Linked DNA regions of Homo sapiens: region 1 is linked to region 2. The links are chromatin contacts, found by Hi-C or POLR2A ChIA-PET in ENCODE. All regions are on one chromosome and are shown on one strand. Each heading gives the region's core, a stretch centred on a gene start or an enhancer-like site at or near the end of the contact. The rest is flanking DNA. Distances are from core to core; before and after follow the strand shown.

Region 1 (6,894 bases), core at 28-2,527, 230 kb before region 2:
AGAAAAGCCACAGATGAAGAACAGTAACAACAGCAACAACAACAAAACACTGGTGAGCATTCAACCATTACAATGCCACCTTAGGACTAAACAATGGGGCAAGGGGGCATGGATGATTGTTAAAGAAATGTATAACTATTAGGCATCTGGCAAAATAAAAATTATGTAAGTGAAAAAAAATCAAGTGTGAGGAAGTGGAGAGGAAATGTAAAGTAATTATAGAGTATTTCTATAAAAACATGCAGTTAACCCTTGAGTTTTCGTAACTTTTTTCTGTGCATTAAATTGTGTGTGTGTATGTTTTCAAGTATGTTAACTTGTAACCGCTGGTCAGAATGTCATTTTGTTTCACTTCTGCTTTTTCTTCTGTTACATCCAAACAAAATTACATAGCTCTTACTGGAAAGAAAAGGTCATATGTTATCATTTTAAATGAACCCATTACCCTCTATCTAGCCTTCTACCAGTGTATGTGCATACAGAGATATCCAGAATGATGGTCACCAACTGTAAACACAATAGCGGGATATTGGATGATTTCTTTTCTTCTTTGCGCTGTTTTCTGTTGCTTTATTTTTTTTTTAATGAGCCTATGTTTTTATACAAGCCGTAAAATCATTGCTGTTAATCTCAACTATTGATCAGTAGTGTCATCAGTATTCTAATTGCGTCATAGTCATTGTTTTTTAAATTGTAGTGTTGACAAACACCAGAAAGAGCCCTTGACAATATTTTTGCAACTCATCTCTAAGGTGCTGGCCGCTGCCCAGAGGCCAAAGACATGGGCTGTGGAAAACATCAGCTCTTGTAATAAGGTGCCTTTGCCTTCTTATTGAATCATAAATCAAAACACAATAGTGGACTGATGAGCATGAAGTAGACTGACCTGAATCCCTGTGATGCTGATGGATGGGAGTATAGTGTACTGTGCTGTCAAACAAATGTCTGAACCTAGCAAATGACTTTGGATGTTTGGAGTCCGTCTCAATCTCTGCACTTGGCTGCTGTGAGTGCCTTTCACTTCCTCCATTGCGATTCTCCTGCCTCTGGGCCTTTGCACATGCAATTCTCTCTTCTCGAGATGCGCCACGCCCTGTTCCTCCTTCATCACCCAGCTCCTCCTCCTAGTGTTCAGGGCTTAGCTTTAGCCTCCTTCCCCTGGAAGGCCTTCCCTAATGAAGTTAGGAGCTCCTCTGTATAACCAAAGGCACTGCTCACTGGTTTTGCTGGGCACATTTATAACCATTCACTCAATGTCATGCTTCTTAGCAGACTGGCCTCAGGCAAATAAGAATCTAGTTCAGGAAGTGTAAGGTCAGATTTCCTCGTTGCCCCGTCTCATACTTCCTGTTCCTCTTCTGGGCTCTGCCAGAACGGTAACTCCACTCTTGTGGCCTCTGCTATGAACAAACCCCGCTCTCTTCCCTTCCTGCTACCCTATGGCCTCTTAGGTTTATTTTGTTCTCAGCAGCCCTCTTGGCTCTGGCTTCTGTTAGCAGCTACACGTTTTCTCGGTAATATTTCAAGTTCAACCTCATCGGCGAGGGTAGCTGTTTGGTTTAGCCTTTGTCCTCTAGCACGTGCCTTTCCTGCAGGGAGGGGCATTCCCAGCCTTGGAACAGGCCCCATCACTAAGGCCACAGACAGTGCCAGAGGGAGCTGGGGTCTGTGCAGCCATTCTTGAATTCCCCCAGAATGCCTTGCCTGGCCTTGAGTAAAAGGGATAGAAGTGAAAAAAGCCTGTTACAAAGCAGCATGTACGAGGTAACCCTTCATGTGTGTTTTATATATCAAAGAAAATAGACTAGTTATTATCAATGAGTTTTTCTGGTGGGATTTCTAGTTATTTTTATTTTGTTGCTTTCAAAGTTTCTGTAACAGGCAGGGTGCTGTGGCTCACGCCTGTAATCCTAGCACTTTGGGAGGCCAAGGCAGGTGGATCACCTGAGGTCAGGAGTTCAAGACCAGCCTGGCCAACATGGTGAAACCCTGTCTCTGCTAAAAATACAAAAATTAGCTGGGCATGGTGGCAGTTGCCTGTAATCCCAGCTACTTGGGAGGCTGAAACAGGAGAATCACTTCAACCCAGGAGGTGGAGTTTGTAGTGAGCCAACATCATGCCATTGCTCTCCAGCCTGGGTGACAGAGTGAAACACCGTCTCAAAAAAAAAAAAAAAAAAAGTTTCTGTAAAAACATTTTCACAGATACTTAACAGCATTGAAGCCCTGAATCATGGCGTTGTACAGAGCAGCCCCCAGGAAGAAGACAAGAGCCAATTGGCTCTGCCATTTGGAAGCATTGCCTTCTTCTCCCCACGATTCTCATTTCTGCCCCCAAATGATGTGTTTGTTGCCTTGCTCATTTCACCGGGGTGTCTTTTTCCTCCTCAGGTGACAGATTGACTGGGATCCCCTCGCACATCCTCAACAGCTCCCCATCAGACCGGCAGATTAACCAGCTGGCCCAGAGGCTGGGCCCTGAGTGGGAGCCCATGGTGCTGTCTCTGGGACTGTCCCAGACGGATATCTACCGCTGTAAGGCCAACCACCCCCACAACGTGCAGTCGCAGGTGGTGGAGGCCTTCATCCGTTGGCGGCAGCGCTTCGGGAAGCAGGCCACCTTCCAGAGCCTGCACAACGGGCTGCGGGCTGTGGAGGTGGACCCCTCGCTGCTCCTGCACATGTTGGAGTGATGGTGCCTCCAGCAACCGCTGGGGAGTGTGTCCCTGAGTCATGTGGGCTGAATCCTGACTTTCACTCAGAGCAGGTGGTTTTTTGTGTAGGTTTGTTTTTTATTTTTGATGATCTTCAGATGGAAGGAGAAAACAGGGTTTCCACTAGACATTACTTGAAAGGCCAGATTACTCAGCAGATCTCCCATGTTGGCTCAACAATTCTTTGTTTTTAATTGCTTGAAGATTGCATTGTTGTAATTGTTCAGTTTTTAAATGTGTAATGGCATTTTAATAGACTAGTAAATCACAGTGGTTCAAAATATATATCCATATATATATATATCCATATATATATCTCATGTCATCACATTACAGGCAGGTGTCTCATATGTAAAACATTTACCTGAATGTTGTCTGAGGACTGAACTGTGGACTTTACTATTCATAATGATAAAATAATAAAATGCGAATTACTATATATAATGTGCCTCACTCATGAGAAAGTACCGTGTTGGGTTTTTTTTTTTCTTTCTCATTCCTGTGTTGCATAGATTAAGGGTGTAAAATTACAATAGTCTTTTTTTTCTTTTTGGAACAGAATTAATAGTAACAGTGAAATGGTTACTTTCCCAAGTCAGGATAAATAGCTCAGGCAGGATGTCTGTATTAAATATTGTAAGACACTAAAGCTCCCTGCAAAGACCAGTTCAAGGACCAGCATGCATACCCGAGCCCTTCATCTTTAAAAGATCGCTCGAGAAAATCCTGTGCTGTTTATTGAAAGCATTAAGTCAGGGGACGAGAGGGGGTGTGGTCTTTCCATTGAAGCCAGAATGACTGAAGTGTTGTGCTCCTAAGGAGTATGATTTAGTCTTCTGTCCTTTTATCAATAGCACATGGTGTTTATAGAATGCTTTACTGTTTTCACGGCTTTTCCTGTATGTGATCTCATTTGGACCTCTCAGCAATGCTGTGGGGCAGTGGGCAAGGTGGTTCACCTCCTTCTGTACAGAGATTGAGTGATTGGCCCAGGGTGAATGAGGTTGGGTGCCGGCTCCTGAGCCTTTCCAACTGCTCCACAGGGCTCCTCCCCTTCTCTCTTGCATGCTCATTGAAGAAGCTTGAATCCTGCTCCCCGCCTACTAGGTGTATGGCCTTGGACAAGTTACTTACCCTCTCTACACCTCAGTTTCCTCATTGGCAGAATGGGGAAATGATTGTACTCACCTCTGAGGTCTTTGTGATGATTAAAGCAATAATGTCCGCCAACAGCACATCCAGATGCAGCTCATTGTCAGCTTTCAGGAAATGGTAGCTGTTAATTTGCCGCCACTGTGGCTGAAGGTATGGTTAGACCACAGGCAAAGCTGAATAGTGGCTGAAAGCTGAGGGCACTGTGGGAGGAGCTACTATTGCCACATTTCTTACTAAGCTTTAAAATGGGATTTGATTTTATAAACTTTACAATGGGGCCAGTCTGTGATCTATCCTTCTTAATAATTACGGAATCTGTTTCCTAATTCTAACATAACTCAGGATTTTTCAAAAGGGAGAAAAAAATCATGTTTTTTATTTCTCTCCATTCCAAGAATAAATTTATGGAATGGTAGAATTGAGCACGAAGTGGGTACTTAAAAAGATGACAATAGTGTGTGGATAACATCCTTTCAGGCATCTTGTAACCATATTCCTGTTACTAAAAAAGAGCTGCTATGCCACAGTTTATTCTTCCAGTGAATTCGGTTCAAAAGGATAGTCTACTGGCCTTATCAGTTCAAATTTTTCATTTTGTAGCCCAGCCAATAATTCATTATCTTATAAAATTCTCATGCTTTTGGCCATATCACTGTGCCCAGTGATAGACTGTACTGCTGTGGCATCTTCAGTGAATCACTTGTCATTTTGAACCTGGGACTTATTACATTGCTGTCTTCCCCCTGGGTTTCCTAATAGAGAGTTGCTTTGGCTTTTGTTCTCACAGCTCAGAGTCACATTCATGGATGAGTGAGTAGAGCTGGGCTCTGCTGCGTCTGACTAGATGGCATTTTAGAAGCAGGTCTGATGATTAGCTGGGTCATCTTTCCGCCATTCACCATTTGCAAGGAATCTGTCACGCATAAAGACACTCGTGGGCTCTGTCAGCAGTGAGAGACAATTAGTGAAGAACAAGCCCACGATGGGCCAGACAGACAGGGCCGAGGGGGCCCTTAGAGACCTCTGACTTGTTGCCCTTCACAAGCAGAGTGTCTTCACCACCAAATGGCGGCAGCCCCTCCCTGGCCTGCTCACGTGCTTGCAGAAGATTTGCAGAGTGGAAGAACAGAGCAGCTGAATCCCTATCTTGGTACTACCTCTGGCCATGAAGAATAATGCTACATAGCAGCTGCCTACCTCCTAACAGAACTGGGGAGGTGAAGAGCCTGCAGGGATTTCCTGTGTTTGTATGGGAGAAGATTCTACAATTTCAGAGACTGTTTATCCCCAAGAAAACTGAATGAATGCAGCGAGGTGGCAAGAGCATTTGCCGGCACTGACAGAAAGTATATGAATATATAGTCTTGCACCACTTTGGGTTGGGTTGGAGTGTGTGTGTGTGTGTGTGTGTGTGTGTGCATATGCATGCATGAGTGTGGCCCTTCATGTTTTTAAAACTATAACTTTTATTAATTTTTTCAACATGAAGTACATGTTTATTATGGCAGTTTGAAAAAAAACACAATAAGATGAAGAAAAATAAGAATTACCCCTACTCCCATCTAAGCACTGTACATCCCAATTTTTATCCCTGTCCTCCAATTAGTTTTCTCTGCCTGCATATCCTTTTCATAAAAAGAATAGGATTTTCTCTGCATTTCCTTATAAAAAGTGTTATATTTTCCAACTGATAATACACTTATTTTTTTTTGTCGATGTGGGACTATTTAGAGAGACTAAACTGTGTAATTAAAATGATGCATCTTTTTAATATTCCTCAATGGCATACTCCAAATGATCTTTATATTCATGGCTTAAAATTAACTAAATTAAGTTTTCAATTTTATTACAAGAATGGGATTATATTGTACCTGCTGCTTTACAAGTGGCATCTTTTATATAACATCAAACTGTCTTTCTGTGTCATTATTTCTCTGTGCCAATGATTTCAATATCCTTTGTGTTCACAACACACTTTCGAGTCCTATAATTTTTGTGGCATGTTTGAAGAGATAAAAGGACACTTAGCTACTAAAAAGATGACAATAAGTATAGCAATGTCTTTCACTCTCAAAACCATTGTCCCACTTTTTGCTCCATCCCCGTTTGGAACCATGTTCCAAGCAGTAGAGCTGTTTACGGCTCCCCTCTATGCACTCTTATATCCTCAAAAAGCAAAGTTTAGCACAGTCTGGGCTTTATTCTGAGATTTTATCTCTTCCTAACAGCAAGATGGCCTCTACACTGCCTGATGATCCAATCAGCTTCGTGTTCCATTTCCACAAGAGTACGTGTTCTGGGAGGGCAAATGAATTTTACCTGTTGATCCAAATGTGATGGCACGCTTATGAAGGGTTGATAGTCTACGTGTTGCCACTATTCGCTGCCGTCATTTTCAATGATGCACAGCTTTCCAGTGTGTGGATGCGCCGTCATGTCTTAACCACTTCCCTGCGTGGATCTTTAGGTCGGTTTTGCCTTTTCATTGTTATAAACAGTGATGCAAGGAAGGGAGTGTTTGTGGTTAAATCTTTACATTCATCATATGTTACAATGAACTGGATCCCTGGTTTGTTTAGCGCCAAACATATTTTAATTTTGTTCTCAATTAGCTTTTTTATATAGCAAACTACCCCCAAGATGTAATGGCTTAAAACAACAAATGTATTGGCTTAAAATTTAGCCCACAATTCTGTGAGCTGGCTGGGCTTGCTCTTCCGATCTGGGCCAGCTCAGCTGATTTCTGCTGGGCTCTCTCGTGTATCTGTGGTCAGCTGGTGGGTTGGCTGAGGCAGGATGCTCTAGGGCGGCCTCACTCATGTGTCTGGAAAGTAGTAGGCTATTTCCTGGGGCAATGGGTCGTTTGTGTCTAGGTCACACGCCTTTTATCTGTCAGGTTACCCTGCCTTCTTTACTTGGTAGTAGTGGCAGGGGTTCCCCAGACAGCAAGAAGGCAAGCCGCCATGTGGAAACACCTTTCAAGCCTCTGTTTGCATCCCTTTTGCTGACATTTCTGGCCAAAGCC
Region 2 (7,545 bases), core at 533-3,032:
TCATCCACTCCCGAAGTTTTCAGCTGGGCATTTCTCCATCCATTTAAAAGTACAGTAAGCTTTATAGATACATAGATGCTCCAGAACCATTTGGAATAAATTGAGCATGTGGCAGAGGAAGAGGGCAGGGGATTTCCAAGAACGACCAGCAGCACTTGGAGATTTGTTTCTTAAAAAACACGACTCCTTTTCTTCTCTGATCCTGTGGTCTATTGTGAAATGACCAGAGATTTCTCCCAAGGATCTTGAGAGAGAGAGAGAGAGAGACAGAGAGAGAGAGAGAGAGAGAGAACCAAGTGCTATCGGCAAAGAGGCCATACTTGGATGCCATGATCATCAGACATTTCTCTGGCCCCTAGAATGAGTTGGAACAGAGATGCGGCGTGCAAAAGCCTGAGCCTGGAGCCCGGGGTGATTTTAGAAAAGCAACACTCCCTCACCTGGGAGACACAGAAACCTTGAGAAAAGTGTGGAGCATGTGCTTGTGCTGAGGTGATCTATATATCTGGGGCCCAAGGTACCTGCATGGACAGCTAGTTAACATTCTTATTTTTGCCATTATTACTTTTGTTTTCCTAACTCCCCCGGACTCACTCTGCCCACCCCCACCAATGTTGTCTCCCCATCTGAAATGCCCTCCCTCAAAGCTCCCCTCCTCCACGCTGTCTTTCCTGACCAGAGTTCTCACTGACCTCCCGCTGCTCAGGGCGCTCCTAACAGTCATCTACCCACGTTATTCTGTGCGTATGAATCTGACATTCCCAATATGATTGTGCGTCAGGCGCCAAGCCTGGGCACCCTTCGTTATTCCACCTCACTACCCAGCCAAAGCGGGTGTCTGCTAAATGCCTGCTGACTCGTTGGCAGTGGGCTGGGACATAGAAATAATCTTTAAAAACTGAATTGGGTAATACAATAGACTTTGTGAAAAACAGATATACCTGAATGATGAGAAACAAGTTTGGCAAAACAAGACAGTAGAATTATTCCATCATTCTGCATCTAAAAAAAGTTAGAGGGAGAGAGAAAAATGAAAAGTTCCCAGTGACATCAGCTTTGGCAGTCCCTAATGGAAAGTGGCCTTGCCAGAGCCCTGCTCCCTCGCTCAATTGGGAACGCTTTTCATTAATGCTATTAACCTGGCCCCACAGTCAGAGGCACAGCCTGCTGGGCCAAATGTGCTCGGTTCCAATTGCTGAATCATCTCCATCTCTTTTGCCCTTCCTAATACCTTCAAGAACTAGGAGAAGCAAAGGAGGGCAGCAAAGAATTAGAAGAAGCACCAAGCACTATCAACATTAGCAAATCAGTACTAGGAAGTAGCTTGGCCGCTTCCTTCCATTTCCTTCCAACCCTGGGAACTCTTTCCATTAAAAACATTTCTCCACCACATCCATGTTTTAGACTTCTCACTGTATCAGCCCAAAGGAAAACTCAGCTCTCCATCCCCAACCACATACCATGAGCGATTTCCTTCTAAGGGAGGAAAGTCACCCTTTGCAGTTTACAGCTTAATTGCTTGACATCAATCAAGAAACCCTAGTAACATCCTGGGAATTCTGGGACCTTCTGAAAGCAGCCTGGAAGATCAGAAGTCTTTCCAGCTGCCCCCTAGACTCAGCATGATTAAAAGGTGCGGAAGGACCCCCAGATGGGAGATGTGGAGAAAAACACCAAGAAGGAAGTGAAAGTCAGACATAACCAAGAAGGAGGCAAATTTAATCTTCTCTGAGCTGGAAAATTAAAGCCAAGAGAATTCTATTATTAGGAACCTCTGTTCCGAAGGCTGGGTGGGGGCGGGATGCAAAAAAGGCTGCACTGCCCTCTATTGGGACCTAACAGCACTCAGCTAAGGGCTCTTCATTCATGATCTCAGTTAGTCATTGCACAACTTTTGGGAGCTATTAGTAATGGAAAAAAGACCAGAGAAATCAAGTAACTTGCTCTAGCTCATGCAACTAGGAAATGGCACAAGCAAGGATACTAAACCAGGGACAAATGGCTTTCCCAGTTTATTTTCTTGCCATTCATCTTTATAGCCAAGCTTTTCCTCCTTGGACCCAGAACATGGCATGTTGTAAGCGTTTGCCAGCAGTTCTCTCTGGCATGATGGGTCTCAAAGCTAGCTGCCTATTAGAACTACCTGGAGACATGCTCTAACCTGCCAAGTGTTCAAGCCCCACCTCCAGTGATTCTGATTTTAATTGATCTTATGTAGATCCTAGCTTAAGTAGGTTTTAAAAGTTCTCCAGGTGATTCTAACATATAGCCAGTGCTAAGAATTCCTGTTCTAGCTGCAGAAGATATAGAGGCAAAACACATGGCCCCTTCCAAACCTGGGACTTGTATTTAATAGAATTTAATACGTTTAGAGGGCTTCACTAAAGAAAAATCACTTTTGAAGGCTGTAGGCTTTCTAGTGGAATGTTAGTTCTGCTTTATGGTATGGTAGGCTGAATAATAGTCCCCCAAAGAGCTTCACGTCTCAATCCTTTGGAACCTATAAATAGATTACTTTACACAGAAAAAGAGACTTTGCAGATGTAATTACATTAAAGATCTTGAGTTGAGGAGATTATCCTAGATTATCTGGATGGCCCAGATATAATCACAAGGGTCCTTCGAAGAGAGGCAGGGGAGTCAGAGTTAGAGAAGATGTGATGATGGAAGTGGAGGTTGGAATGGTGTGAGGAAGGAATACAAAAAATGCAGTGGCCTCTAGAAGCTGAAAAAGGGAGAGGAAACATCCTCCTTTAGATCCTTCAGAAAGAACAGTCCTGCACAGGCTTGACTTTAGCCCATTGAGACTGATTTTGAACTTCTGACCTCCAGAATCATAAGAATAAATTTGCATTGTTATGAGCCACTAAATTTGTGTTATTTGTTACAGCAGCAAGGGGAACTAATACAGATGTGGTGCAGCTCGCTTCAGCCATCTGAGGCTTGGGTTCCTCACCTCTAAAATGGATACTCATACCTACTTCAATAGGACTAAATTCAATAATTATAAGGAATTCTTGTGGCTGGCACACAGTAAGTGTTCAATAAACGGCACCTACTATTACACTATTACACCTACTACTACTACAGCTACTATTACACTCATCCATAGAGGAACCTGGGATTCTCATCTCCTGAGAATCCCAGGTTCCTCATGCAGCTCTGAGTCAAAACAGGTGGGGCACAAAGTGGAAAAAATATAATAAGATGTGAGAAGAAAGAGGCTTTTAGTTGTGCCCAAATACATTTCTACAGGACAAGGGATCAAGGTGAATGGAAAATAAATTAGCAAGAGAGCAGTGGCAGCAGAATTTCTCAGCCAGCTGGCCTCTGGGGGATGTTTGCACACGCTGGTTCTGAACATGCTATCAGATTCCTGGCACTATTGGGTCCACTTCCCAGGAACTCAGCCCCTTATTGTAAGAATTCACAAAGAGAAAGAGAAAAGGAATTAGAATCATCATAATACCTAAAGGACCCAGAAATATACAAGTTCCCCTGTCCAAATACAGCTAGCCAGTCAATTTCTGAGCAGTTGGACAATTTCAGGTTCTTAAGCTCTCACAAGAATAAAACATTGTTTTCTATCTATGTAGTGTTGGTTGGATTGATAGTATTAATGGACATTCTACCATGTATGAGACTTATGACCTTAGGCAAATTACTCTGTTCTTCAGCTTCTTCACCTGTAAAACAGGGACAAGGGTAACACCTAGTTGTAGGGTTGTCATGAAGATTAAATGATTTATACATGCAAAGGGCATAGTAAAGTGCCTGGCACACAGTCAAGTGCTCGGTAAGTTAGCTATTAACATTCCCAGCAGGGTTATTTTTATTTTGGAAAAAGACATGAGGCTAGGTGAAGGAAGCCACCGACTTAGAATACTTTTCATGAAGAACAGTATTTTTGTTGTTGTTGTTGAGACAGGTTCTCACTCTGTCACCCAGGCAGGATGGGGTGCAGTCACGCAATCATAGCCCACTGCAGCCTCAAACTCCTGGGCTCAAGCAATCCTCCCACTTCAGCCTCCTGAGTAGCTGGGACTAAGACACAATCCACCACACCCAGGTAATTTTTTTATTCTTTGTACAGACAGGGTCTCACCATATTACCCAGGCTGGTCTTGAATTCATGGCCTCAACTGATCCTCCTGCCTTGGCCTCCCAAAGTTCTGAGATTACAGGTGTGATCCACCGTGCCTGGCAGAAAGACAGTAATTTTTAATGTCCTTTTATTGTTTTATGTAGTTTTGTTTTTAAAGGAGCTTCAAGAGAAAGAAGTCCAAAATAGGAGCCAGATACAGGCACGTATTCACTCAGCCAATATTTATTGACTGTCAATTATATACCAGGAACTTTTCTAGGAACTGGGGCCTAAAGATAAACAAAATCTGTTCCCTACACATAAGGAGTGTTCAGCATAATGGTGGAAAGAGAGATGGTAGATTCCTAGCACAAGACAGCAAGACACATGCTGCAATAAGAGTAGGTAGGGCATGGTGAAGAGATACATAGGAGAAAATCTGATCTGGGATAGGGGACATCAGGGAGGACTTCCTGGAGGAAGCAACATCTAAATTGGCTGAGTAGGTTTGCAGATGGATGATAAGGATGTGGAGAGTTTTAGAGGAAACCAGCTCTTCCGAAGTTTTGAGGGCAAGAGCAAGCAGTGTTTTCAGGAAACTGCAGTCAAGATGAACCCAAGGGGTGGGGCCAGGCCTGAAACGGGAGGTGAGAGATTCAGCAGGAGTTCTAAATGCCATTCAGATCACAGATCACAAAGATGGAGAACCATGATAACGAGTTTGTATTTTAGCTTGAGGACAATGAGGAGCTGTTGAAAGGCTTTAAGCAGGGCAATTTCACAATAAGATTTGAGCTTTAGAAAGATCACTCTCAGGAGAGTAGTTGAAAGACAAGATCAAAGTCAGAAAGACAAGCTGGAAAACTATTGCAATAATTCTGGTGAAAGATAAAAGAAGACAGAGTCAAGGTACTGGCAGTGGGGAATGATTAGGCATGGACAGATGTTAGAATGGCAGACCTGCAGACTCTGTGATCAGGTGAGAAAGGGAGGAAAAAAATCTCATTTCCAGGTTTCTAACTTGGATGAAAGGTGGTACCACTCACTAATTCAGGAAATCCAGGAAGCAGAAGTTTGAGAGGCAGGTAATGAGCTCAGCTTTTGACACCTTGATGTGGACACATTGAAGGCCTGTGGGGACCTTCAAGTGGACATGCGCAGTTAGCAGCTAGATATGAGCCTTGAGTTCAAGATGAAGACTTGAGATTTGAGTCATTGGCCCATAGTTCGTCTATTTGAAACCATGGGAATGGGTGAGACCACCCGGGGACAGTGAGGAGTTCAAGGTGGAGGCATGATGTCCTCTGGCAAGAATGCTGTCTAAGGAGACACAGAGATAAGACAGTAATTGGAGGGGAGCAGGAGGTAAAGGGAGATAGTGTTTTGCTGTTTTTGTGTTTTAACAAACACTTGAGATTGTTGAAATGTTGCTGATGAAGAGGAATGGGGTGGGTGGGGAAAGAAAGGATTAAAGTAGAGTCTATCTTCTTTGTTCACAGATTTTGTATTTGCAAATTTGCCTACTCACTAAAATGCATTTGTGACCCTAAAATCAATAATCACGGTGCTTTCATGGTCATTCCTGGATGGGCACCTGTTCAGAGTGTCAAAAAACTGGATCCTCCTGATACACTTGTCCCCAGCTGAGGTTAAACAAGGCAATGCTCTGCCTTCCTGTTTCAACTCTCATACTATAAATGTGTCCTTTTCGCAGAATATTTAGCGTCACATTTTTCACGTTTGTGCATTTCGTTGGTGATTTCGCTGTTTAAAATTGCCTGAAGCAAAATGCCGAAGTGCTGTCTAGTGTTCCTAAGCCCAAAAAGCTGTGCCTTATGGAGAAAATATGGGCATTCAATAAGCTTCTTTCAGGCATGAGTTAGTGCCATTGGTTGGGAGTTTAATGCTAATGAATCAAGAGTATATGGTAAATAAGGTATCTCTAGACAGAAATATGCATAAAATAGGATTATGTGCCGATCTGTTGATGAAAATGTTGTGAACAGAGCCTCACCGGAAATAACCCTGTATTTCCTCTAGGTGCAATGATCCCATATTCGCTAATTAGTGTTGGCAGTAACTTTATAAAATGCAACTACTACACATAATGAGAATCAACTGTGTAAGAGAGAGGGAGAGTCAGAGGCCCCAGAGGAGGATTTGGGTGGCGTGCTTTCAGGTAATGGAGTAGTCTGCTAGAGTCCCTGATCTTGTCATGCAATAAGTGTGCTAGACCAAAATATTCCTTTTAACTGAAGACACCACCAGGAGATAGCTTTCAGCTGGCTTTGCTCTGAACAAGCTGCCCTGGCACATGAAGTGTGGGAGGATGGGTAGGAAAGGGAAGTGAGATCAATAAGGAGACATTGAAAATAAAATACGGGTGGAGAGAGAAAGAGGGTCTCCTTTTGTTGCTCTCTCTCTACATTGCGCAATTTATAAAGTTTAATGGGGGAGCCTTTTCTGATGATTTCTTAGGGACTCACAGATTTTACATTCCTGCTTCTTCTGGTGATACCGAACTTTATTTTGATCCCTACCCAAAACTGTACAGTTTAATCTTCACTTTGCCTATGCCTTGGCTCAAAAGGAAGTTAGTTTCAGGCAATTGAGATTTGGCATTACACAGTAATCTCTTTTTTATTAACTCATCTCAGCAGCTGAAAGCATTGAAAAAACACTCCAACAATATTGTAACCAAAAAAAAACAAAAAGCCAAAAACATTGTAACCAAGTTTATATCCTGAGGGAAACACTAAGAACAACTTTCCCTCTTCATCTCCCTTTACCCTATATGAGAAAAGCAAGGCTTCTCTATTCCCAAAGTGAGTTCAAAGTAAAGGAAAACATTGCTTTGTTTTACGTAACATGCATATTTTGAAGATAGGAACAAGACTTCAGGAGAAAAACAAGTTCTCAAACACTGACCGTCCTTACTAGGCTAGGTGAAGTTACAATGAAACTCTGATGTTGGGGGGGAAACTGACACCTGTTCTATTTCCACGTCAGGTCACAAAAGGCAGTACCATCTGTTGCCAAGTATCAGAAACCTCTCTCATCCAGCCCCTGACTCCACTGATTGCTAATTTATAACTGTTTAGAGATGGCTGGGCCAAAGCTCACTTCTGTTCTATCTGAACAAAAGAGGCTCTTAGCTGACTAACAAGGTAAACAAGTTCAATTTATTTAACTAAACATACTTTTTTGCAGATTATAAATTTAACAGAGTTTGCTAACACTAGTGAAATTTTTTTTTTATTTTTTATAGTCTATTAATTAATAGACTATATTTTTGAGTAGTTTTAGGTATACAGAAAAATTAAGCAGAAAGAACAGAGTCCCATATTCCTCTTTTCCATGCACCCCACCCCCCCCCACACACCAAAATTTCCCCTGTTATTAACTCTTGCATGTCCAAATGTGGTACATTTATTAAAACTGATGAACCAATACATTATTAT

What was found. Hi-C counts contacts between places; a loop is a spot of excess contacts on that map. ChIA-PET counts read pairs that join two places held with the same protein, here RNA polymerase II (POLR2A). Pooled maps may share reads with other maps.
Region 1: a loop to region 2 is called in a pooled map, with 2.0 times the contacts of the local background. The contact joins two enhancer-like sites. A Hi-C loop is called at or near these places in 1 of 168 maps with a recorded cell type or tissue (MCF 10A) and 2 of 50 pooled maps. POLR2A ChIA-PET finds 5 or more read pairs at or near these places in 1 of 52 experiments (Caco-2).

The regions. Positions count from the first base shown.
Region 1 is chr12:93,847,579-93,854,472 of GRCh38, forward strand. It overlaps CRADD (CARD and death domain containing adaptor protein), which reads left to right. Exons shown (of 3, transcript NM_003805.5): 3 at 2,392-3,178. The coding sequence ends at 2,693. Among named protein-coding and RNA genes, the nearest start is that of CRADD-AS1, 110 kb to the left of the region's middle. RefSeq lists a silencer at 416-465 and an enhancer at 1,382-1,481. Within about 2 kb of position 1,278, at least 11 of the 41 ENCODE cell types and tissues checked have a DNase peak (open chromatin) inside an H3K27ac peak, as active enhancers do.
Region 2 is chr12:94,073,654-94,081,198 of GRCh38, forward strand. No RefSeq gene overlaps it. Among named protein-coding and RNA genes, the nearest start is that of PLXNC1, 71 kb to the right of the region's middle. Within about 2 kb of position 1,783, at least 14 of the 41 ENCODE cell types and tissues checked have a DNase peak (open chromatin) inside an H3K27ac peak, as active enhancers do.